Regions from separate parts of the Homo sapiens genome. Here region 2 is linked to region 1. Evidence: chromatin loops called from intact Hi-C (ENCODE). Cell type or tissue: PC-3. All regions are shown on one strand. Links, peaks and the distances in the headings refer to the core of each region. The heading gives the core; the rest is flanking DNA. Region 1 has its middle 200 kb from the start of LINC02118. Region 2 has its middle 270 kb from the start of LINC02118.

Evidence for each region. A loop is a pair of places that touch in the nucleus more often than their neighbours do. Peaks named below come from ENCODE experiments on the same cell type or tissue, not always from the same donor. Only the 100,000 strongest peaks of a DNase experiment are listed, where the experiment ranks them.
Region 2: a loop joins it to region 1, with 1.9 times the contacts of the local background. A loop is called at or near these places in 1 of 110 quality-filtered maps.

The regions. Positions count from the first base shown.
Region 1 is chr5:51,807,403-51,812,796 of GRCh38, reverse strand. No RefSeq gene overlaps it. Among named protein-coding and RNA genes, the nearest start is that of LINC02118, 200 kb to the left of the region's middle. In PC-3, for the core only: no CTCF peak of the experiment used is centred there; a DNase peak (open chromatin) is centred at 2,066; H3K27ac peaks cover 3,357 bases.
Region 2 is chr5:51,732,183-51,737,576 of GRCh38, reverse strand. No RefSeq gene overlaps it. Among named protein-coding and RNA genes, the nearest start is that of LINC02118, 270 kb to the left of the region's middle. In PC-3, for the core only: no CTCF peak of the experiment used is centred there; a DNase peak (open chromatin) is centred at 2,716.

The DNA.
Region 1 (5,394 bases), core at 165-5,164:
CCCACAATTTAAACATACAGATGCCAATTGGTGCATGTAAATAATATTCCATGTGGACCCTATTTGCCAGGTTTCTTTTTTCTTTTCCTAAAGAAAATGACCCTTTAAATAGTTTTCCTTTTTTCATTTTCAGTACAGAAAATGTATTAATATTTAGGCAGGAAAAATATTTTAAAATTTTAAATATATTTGAAAAAATACTCCTGTTTGCCTATTTGATATTCATGAAAGCAAAGTTTATTCATTTGGTCCCAAATTTATAGGATATACTGTATTTATTCATGCGATGCCTGTATATGTTTGATTAGAAATATAAAATTATGACACAGCTGACTTTGTGTTTATCATCTTAACACTTTTCAACCTGAAATAACATAAAAGCTTTTTTCTTCAAAAGACCAATATTTAAAGGGTGTTGATTTATGTAAATCAATAATTTATCAACTTGCTGTCTTTCCTTGCTGCTAGCCAGATGCTTCTCGCTTTGCTCGGCCAGACAATGTCAGCTGCAACACATAATGGCCTCTGCTTCATGTAGAAATAAGAGCATAAATATTTTAAAAATCCTGCTACAGGAAGTAAGGAGGGTTGGGGTGGGGGTGAGAGATTTTACTGGTTTATTGTGAGAGTGGAACAAGTCTACATATTTTATGGGTTGGTTTTATCAGAAGTGGAGGCAGGGACGTCTCTTAGCCTGATTTTTATCTCCTAACAAGGCTGACAGACCAAAGTCTTTTCATAGCAATTTGTTGAAGACATCTGGTGAAGCTTTCTAGGGGATGAACGCACTGCAGAGTGTTCCTCTGGTATCAGTTGGCATGGCAACCAGTAAAAGACTATTCAACATCAGTAGGTTTCAAAAAGGTTGAGGCCTAGTTGAAAATCCATTTGGGCTCCTACCTGCAAAATTCTTTTGAAAATGCACTAAATCTTTTCTTAGGGCTCTAGAGACTGAACCAATATGTACAACTGTGGCACCTTCAATCTTAAATAATTTTCAAAACATGGGATTAATGATTCCAGTCACTGGAGGTATTACAGAAGATAGGGAATTACTGGCACTGTGTTGGAGAGGATATTAGTAGAAACACGGTTGTTGTTTCTCTTTGTGTCTTATCACACAGGAAACAAAGTGTTACTTTCAAATTTCAAGTTAATAGGATCAAATGAATGAAAGAAAATCTTTACAGGCATTTTAAAAATATATGTATTTGTCCCGAAGGACTAACTATGATTTTCAATGCTGAAAGTGAATAATCTATTTTAAAATATTTGTTACTATAAAGAGTCTTTTCAAAAGATTGCTACTATTTTATGCTAGAATATTCTAGTTCCAGGACATTTTTTATAATGTTATTATCTGTTTAAGCATTATGTTTTGCTATCAATAAAGTTATAACTCTTTGAAAGACAAATAAACACTGACGTTAACACAATTTTTATAAGTTATAACTAAACTAATATTAACTTTAACTAAAATGAAAAGTTCTTGTGATATTTCATCCAAATACATGTTGCATTGCATTGCTGATTTACAGCCAGGATCCTAAAATGAAAAGACAAAAAAAGGAAATAACTTTCTAAAAACATATTCTAAAAATTTATAACATGAGAAAAATAAATAACAGCACATGACATCTTTGCCCTGATCATGAGTTAAGATATAAATATTTCATTTAAGCGAAATATTCCATTCAACAGAGGGTAGTCATCAAACTTAATTTTAAATTAAAAGTTTACTCAAAATTTAAATGACAATGTTATTCTTCAGTGATTTTCACTGGCTCATGAAACTTGTGTAATGGAGTCCAGCAATAACACCACCAGCATCCCCACAATATTTAGAGCCGATTTGTATCAGTATCAAATGATACTAGTGCTGTTATCCCCCTCACCTCAGAGGCATGTGAGAGTGAATGAGGTGGCACAGGATGTCTGTGAGCTGCTTGAAATCATGCCATGAGGCATATCCAAACAGGAATTTATTTGTATTACGGACGAGTAATTCTGGTTATACTTTATTACATTCTATTGCCTCAGAGGCCATAACAATATTGGCAAGTGATGATTCAGCCTACTACAGGGGCCAGGAAGCCAAACAATTTGGGTGCTTTTCCTGGTCCTAATACTGATCTGAGTAAGAGGGAGGCCTTCCCTTCTTGCAGCCTCCTAAATTCTTTCTCAGGAGAATGAGGACAGAAGGCAGCCCTTGCTGTTCCCACAGAATTGTGATAAAGAGGGTAATTCTGCTTGATAGGGTTTTGAAAATTATAGAGTTCTGAATTATAAACTGTTTTTGTTGCTGATAAAGTAAGGAATGAATTGAATTAAAAATATTCAACATAATCAAATAATACCATTAAATTTTGAAGGCATTTAGAAATTCAGTAATTTTATAGCTTCCCAGGAAGCACTAAACAGCAACTTTTCTTCTTGAGTCTGGAAGTTGCAACTTGCTCTTGCTTTCTTTCATTCTCTCCTTTCCTTGAAAATGGACTGGGGACTACTGGCTGTTTTTCTGTGACCATGAAGCAGCAGAAAGGAAGACCTCTTTGCTCACTCTCCAAATTACATTGATGTGAAGCTCCTTCTTTTACAGTGTACTAGGGCAAACGCCAATATATCGCTTAATAATTGCAACAATTTATAAAGCATTTATGAAATGCCAGGCACTATGTCAGGAGGTCAATACATATTATTTCATTTATTCATCGTGACCTCCCCCAGAATATATTATTATGCCTTTTTTACAGATGAAAAAAACTGAGGCTGAGACAGGTTAAGCAGAATCATTATGAAAAGCCTTAAATCCAGTTCTGTCTTTCCCCAAAGGTGCACATATTTGGACAAATCAGAAAGGCCAGAGAAAGGATTTTTTTCACATTTACTCAAATCAAAAAGTAAACACATCTGTGGATAAGTGAATAATTTACAGGTGAAAGTCATAAGAAGGAATCTATTCTGACTTCCTGCTCTTGGTCCAAGCTACCTACACAAAGCAAGTCTTAAAAGCTCCCAGAATTTTAGACTTCTCTTCAGGCATTTATAGATGATGGGTCATTGCTGCTAGAAAGAGTACAAAACTCTCCACCCAGTCTTATATGGCTGTGTGGGGATCAGTCGGCCCCTGCACTTTCACAGTGAGTACTCAAAGCAACAAATACTGACAATAAATGACATACAAAGCTTCTATTCCCCTCTTCTGTTCCATTTCTCATTTTTCAGCCCTTGGTAAATGCCACATCCCCCAACCCTAGAAGATGTATTTGCGTCCAATCTTTTGACACAGGACCTTCAGGTCAGTGGATTGAAGGACAAAGAATAGGAAGAAATAGACAATCAGAATGACTAAGAACTAAATTTAAATAGACAAAAATTAATTTTTAATAAGAACATATGTTGACTACATGGCCCCAGGGAATTGACAGTTGAGCTTTGTGTCTTGTTAAACTTGTTTCAGTCCTTGCTACAAGGATTGAGTCTTTCACCAAAATGGAAAAGTTCCATAAGCCAAGAGGCTTCAGCTAAACATTTTTTTAAAAATTAATTTCCAGAATGCCAGGAACATCCTGCTGCAAAACCACAGGTGTAGCTCACTAGTGAACGTTTGAGTGATAAATTTATTACACAGCCTAATATCTACTAAGTCACATGATGAGACATAAGATGTGTTGTACCATCATGGCTTCAACCACCATATGCACAGAACCAGCCAGTACTCCAAATTAGAGCTGAAAATGTATCTTGCAACCAAACATGCTGCACTCCTCCCACCATAGTCTCATTCTGGAAAACAACATGATCTACTTCAATATTTAGCAATTTACTGCCCATAACATGAATACAGCCCATTTAGCTAAAATACGGAGGGGAGAAAACAGTATCAGCATGGGTCAAGAGCACATCAATAGATCAATAGATCAACTATTAAAAGGTGGAATATTATATTATAATAGTTTCAGCAGGAATCAGGTATCCACACAAAACTAATTGATGACAAGGTCACATAAGGAATATGGCAATTTCCTAGGTTGCCATGTGAATAGGTACGCATTATCCAGTTTAAGAGATTTCAGGGAGACTGGGGGATGGGCACATAACCATGTGGATGCCCACCAGATACCTGAAAATACAGAGACAGCATGTATAGTGCTTATGATGTGCATAATGACAGCACATGAGCTTTGGGGGTCTTGAACATTTTCCTGGAGAAGTTTTGGTCTGAGATAGAGATTCAAGAATGGGTAACTTTTACCCAGGGAAGTGGGAAGCACAACCAAGAGGGGCCAGTGTTTCACAAACATGAAAGATGACATGGTAGTGAGACAGTTTGCTCTTGTGGGAACAAAACCATTTTATTGTGAATTTGATGAGATTTTATCATTTCTGAAACAGGCAAAGGTATGTGCTAAAGTACATATTCAAAGAAATATTATTAGATAATTCTTCATATTGGACTTAATGGAACTATAACAATGAACTCAAGTGGTTGATCTGCAATGAAAATAGAATTGCAGGATAAAGCTTTACACTTACACAAAGCACCCACTATACTGAGAACTAGCTGTGAGATCTTGGGCAACTCGGTTGATGGTCCTACGACTTAGTTTCCCTATTTATAGAAGTATCTCCAAGATCCTGCCCATCTCTCTCAATTTCTACATCTGTGGTGGTGGTGTTGACATTTTTATTGAATGGAGCTCTTTTGCACAAAATCGGGGCAATGCTGCATTTGCTTTTCAATTAATTATTTCTCAACTAAATAAATAACCATCATTTTAAGTCAGATTACTCTAACTTCGAAATAACTCTAATAAGTAATTTGCTGCTTTAGTGGCATTTTAATCTATATTTATGAAAGAAGGTGGGCACCTGAGAATAATTCATTTTCTACTTATTCCTTAAGTTCAAAATTTGATAGATTTGACATATTTGTTCTCAAATATGCATGGATTAATTTCCTCTGCCAGTGAAACTACACACACACACACACACACACACACACACACACACACACACACAAATTGATTAGAAACCTCAATGTTTCTGTCATTAAAATGAGGGAAGACCATAGTGGCCAGAATTTGAAGTTAGATCCTGGATGGACATTAAAATCTAACATCAGGCCAGGCGCGGTGGCTCACGCCTGTAATCCCACCACTTTGGGAGGCCGAGGCAGGTGGATCATCTGAGGTCAGGAGTTCAAGACCAGCTTGGCCAACATGGTGAAACCCCCGTCTCTACTAAAAATACAAAAAAAAAAAAAAATTTAGCCAGGCATGGCACATGCCTATAGTCGCAGCTACTTGGGAGGTTGAGACAGAATCGCTTGAAATTAGGAGGCAGAGGTTGCAGTGAGCAGAGACCACACCACTGCACGTCCCAGTGACAGAG
Region 2 (5,394 bases), core at 216-5,215, 75 kb after region 1:
GGCACTATTCACAATAGCAAAGACTTGGAACCAACCCAAATGTCCACCAATGATAGACTGGATTAAGAAAATGTGGCACATATACACATGGAATACTACGCAGCCATAAAAAATGATGAGTTCATGTCCTTTGCAGGGACATGGATGCAATTGGAAATCATCATTCTCAGTAAACTCTCACAAGAATAAAAAACCAAACTCTGCATATTCTCACTCATAAGTGGGAATTGAACAATGAGAATACAGGAAGGGGAACATCACACTCTGGGGACTGTTTTGGGGTGGAGAGAGGGGGGAGGTACAGCTTTAGGAGATATACCTAATGCTAAATGACGAGTTAATGGGTGCAGCACACCAGCATGGCACACGTATACATATGTGACTAACCTGCACATTGTGCACATGTACCCTAAAACTTAAAGTATAATAATAATAAAAAATAAATAAATAAAAATAAAAGAGACATGAAACATTAAGAAAAAAAAAGCCACAGAAAATGGCTTTACCGAACATAGATGCTGTGTGGGTAGAGAAATTATCATGCCTAGTGATTGAAACTTACATATAACTTACATAGAGTTAATTTTTGTTTCCTATGTGTGCCAGCTATGAATACAAGTTACGAAAGTTTTTGTAATTTTCTGTGTAAAAATTTTAAGAAACATGATTTATTTATATTTGCTGACATTTTTTGTTAGCTTTTGAAGTTGTTCTAGCTGAAATTACACCAGGTAGCTTTGGCTTTTACAAAATATGCTTGGGTACCACTATTACATATTTTTTCCTGTATATAAACCTCAGTTGTGTGCTTGGCAGTGACAATTCAATCCACATAGTTCTCGATCTTCATAGTTCCGTGTTCAAAGTTTTAAGGAGATAATACTTTTTTATTGTTAACATCCAACATGTAAAATGGCATTAATAGGGGACCTATACACTCAGAGACTTTCCTGTACCGTGGTCCTGGTATATAAATGACAACATATAGGCTTTGTATCTGTGCATTTGCCAATATGTCTTTCTATCGCTTATTCCAAGCCCTTACTGCACAGGAGGAAACATCCAAGTATTCTCAAGTGTTACATTTATCTCCTACTGAGAAAATACTATATTACACTCCTTGTGATGAGAGTGGTTAATCAAGAAATAAAGTGAGGTTTCTATATAAATAAAATGCAGTGCAGGGAATAGAAGCAAATAAAGACACTGGGTTTTTAACGATTTTCTAGAAAAGAACTATATCCATATTCTTCTGAAAATAGTACTCCAATACAATTATTGAATCATTACCTTCTTCTTCAAGGATTTAAAAAATTACTTTCCTTAAATATATTTGTGGTAGGCATAATTTTTAAAATGCCCCCACTTCTACCCCCACCCCAAAAGACGTGCCACCCTAATCCCTGGAACTGGTGAGTTTGATGAGGTATTGTTATGCTATTTGGCCTAGTTGAACTTAAGATAGGAAGATTCTCTGTGCAGGCTTGACCTAATCACTAGGCCCATAAAAACAGAAGAGGAAGGCAGGAAAGAAAGACTTTAAGCGTGAGAAGGACTCAATATGCTGTTGCTGGCCAAATGGCAAGAAATGTGAGCATCCTCCTAGGGAAAAGAATGGCCTTCCCAAACAGCAGTAAAGGAAACCATGACCTAGGACTTAAAAATCACAAGGAACTGGATTTTTCCAAAAAACTTAATAAGCCTGGAAGTGAGTTCTTTTCCACAGCCTCCAGATATGAGCCTGGCCTGGCCAACACCTTGATTTCTGTGATATCCTTAAAGAAATCCAGCCACTTGTACCTAGACTTGTAACCTACAGAACTGTGGCCTAATAAATGGAGGTTTTTTTAAGCTGCAAAATTTGTGGTAACAGCTATCATGTGATATGGTTGTCTGTGTCCCCACCCAAATCTTAAACTGTAGCTCTCATAATTCCCATGTGTTGTGGAAGGGATCTAGTGGGAGGTAATTGAATAATGAGGGTTGGTCTTTCCCATGCTGTTCTTGTGTTAGTGAATAAGTCTCATGAGATCTGACAGTTTTATAAAGGGGTGTTCTCCTGCACATCCTTTCTCTCTTGCCTGCCTCCACGTAGAATGTGACTTTGCTCCTCCTTTGCCTTCCACCATGATTGTGAGGCCTCCCCAGTCATGTGAAACTATGAGTGCATTAAACCTCTTTTTCTTTGTAAATTACCCAGTCTTTGGTGTGTCTATATTAGCAGTGTCAGAATGGACTTATACAGTCTTTATGCAGCAACAGAAAACTAACACAGTATCACTGCTTTTATTCAGTTTTTGGAGAGTAAAGTGGTTTATTCAATCATTGAGACCCTCAACAAGTCTTTAAACATAACGGTTGCACTTTGAAACAAAATTATCATAACTTTAAAAAAAATCCAGGTTGATTGAACTACACTTGATGAATGCATCTTCGAATGTCCTCTGAAACTTCACACCAATGAAGTACTTAAAATATTGTCTTAGGATGGAGTAAAGTTAATGAAAATGACAAACTGAGTTCTTCCTATCTTAAAAATAGTGATTCATATTTATATCATCACACATCTTTTTCTTCTTACTAATATTTATTTTGTGATTATTTACAGAAGTAATCTGATAATCACAAAATAACAAACATTACTTAGGAGCTTACAAATGTAATTCCAATTCCTGGGCACCTAGAAGGCTACATTTTCCTGCGGCCAGGTTGGGGGCCACATGACTAAGTTCTTGGCAATATATTATGCATAGGAATGATGTAACTCATACCCATATGCGGCCTTGGAAATATATCTAGTTCAAACCTCTGATACGTTTTCTTCTTCTGTGGTGACATCTGTGGTGACCATGTTTTTAAGATGGTAGCAATACAAACTAAGGAAGTTTGGATGCCTGAATTATTTCATCCAGGAATGAAACTCCTCAGACCCACACCAGAAGTAAGCCTTTAATTAATCTCCTGGACTGGAAGGTATAGGTATATATCTACAAATCTCCTGAATTGGAAGGTATAGGTATATGCCTATATATGTATAGAGACTAGAAATGACGTATTTCCCTTTGTATTTCCTTTTAAAACTATCATGTGGCTACAATATAGTCTCACAAATTATCAGTAGGTAAATTTCATAAGTACCAAGAAGATTGAGACCTCATCTTGTCATCTTACTAGACCTAGTTTTATCGAAGGGTCTGGCTTAAAGCCCATAAATAATTAGTCAATAAATTATTATGACTTTATTAATGAAGTCATATTTTGACTTTGATTAATAAAGTGAATAAATAATTATCTAGTGAATGAATGAATGAATGCCTTGTTCATCTAGCTATAACCTACTCTTACAATAAGGAAGATCATCTATTCTATTTAACATCTTATTGGGATTACCTCTGGCCCACATGTCTTGTCAAACAGCCTAGGCTTATTACAAATGTAAATAGCTGACTGGAGCTTACTACCCACATTCCTCAAGCCCTTTATTCCAGAAGATGAAGTTAAATTCCTATTAGAGATCAAAAGTACTTTTATGTCCTCCAATAACAAGCCAGGCTTGATGCAGCAAAACTAGACACTCAGAAAAAGCCTCCCATTGTAATTGACACCCAATACAGCCTGTGGTCAATATCTGGCACTCTGGTGTGCAACTGACTACAGGTACTTGACTTGGGAAAAAGAAGGAAGGAGAAATAGCCTAAAAACGTTAACTTGGGACAAAATATCTAATGGATTTGCAGTATACACAAAGAAGCACAGACCCCAATTACCAATTTATTACCTAGTCTCAAATAGGTACCTGAGGAGGACAGATAGAGACAACAGGTAATTGCTGTGTCCAGGAGGACAAGTTCAGGTAAGAGAAGAAAAAGTTGTTGAAAACCAGAAACAAATATTAATCAATACAAACCTGAAAACCAAAAGAAAAAAATAATGTAAGCAAACAGTCCAACAAATGGGTTAATTTACTCCCAGGAAATGCCAATAGTAGGGCTTTGTTAAATAGCGCAGCATTTTTGTATAAAGTAAAATCTGAAATTACCTAAATATCAACAGGTTTATGGATAAGTAAAATGTGTCGAGTTCAGAAATACTATGTTAGAATGACCTTGTTCAATTTCATTGTTTAAACATAAAAAGAGTTTAAAACAATAAAACATAGTATGACATCCAGATATAGCATAACACATATGGCAATCGAAACATTCCCTGTGTTACTTATGAGTTCTTTTCTGTGGAACTTTTGTTTTGAATTGTTACAAGCCAAATTCAAGATCACAGCTACCTGCTGGCACAGAAGAATGATTAAGCTTCCGAATGATAAAAGGAGTTTAAGTATGTGATGGTTTGTTTATTTCTCATATGAAAGGAAAGATCTAAAGCAAATATGACAAAAGTTAACATTTATTTATTATGGTTATTTGGGAGATGGCTATTTTCATGTAATAAATTTTTCTCATATTAAAAGAGTAATAACACTTGCAGTAATCTGTGCTGCTGTTTTTGTTCAGTAAAATGTACTTAACGTGAACTGTGTCAAAAAATTTATTTCCTTCAGAATTTTGAAAAATTAATTCCCAATTTTTAATACCTAGAAGGATGAGGTAATTCATATTTAATGATTATTATCAAAATAGTGCCAGTTTCCAATCAAATGTTTAGACAGTGGAGCCTGAATAAATATAGGGGCAGGAAGAAAATATGGACCTCTTAACAGTAGCATGTGGGACATGTAATTTTCTTCCTATGTCCTAGGACAAGATTCTGGAGAAATATGATTTTCCTTAAGGAATGTATCATTATAAAGTACATTTCTAATAGTAATTATTTGAAGCAGCAAACACACTGACCACCTTTATGTTATTGACATGAAATCAACAATATGCAACGATACTCTACTAATTAACTCAAGTTGAGCTAATTGGGAGGGATACAGAAAGGTTTTTCACTCTTCGCCAATCAGGAAGCAGCCGGGCCTACTGTACAGGGAGATTCACACTCTGTCAGATTTGTAGGTTCCTGAGACAGGATACAAACCTTATGTCCTTGGACAATGCCAAGCTCTTCATCTTATCTTTGCTTTCACTGACACAGGAATGTTGTCTTTGTCCCAACTGCTATCTCACTAATTATGAATGAAATTTAGTACAAAATGGTTGAGGAATTCTGATTTATTAGATTCTAAAAGAATCCAATACTCTGTCATAATAGTGAACAGGAAAGAAATTAATTCTTTGATGAATAGAATTGCTATTTCACTGCTTTGTTTCTCTTTAAAGTATAATCTAAATGGAGTAATTATCATTGGACGTCAAGAAACTAAAGTGGCCCAAATTATTTTTCTTGTTCAATTCAGTAATTGTACTTGCATTAATAACAGTATTTGTCTATAGAGCT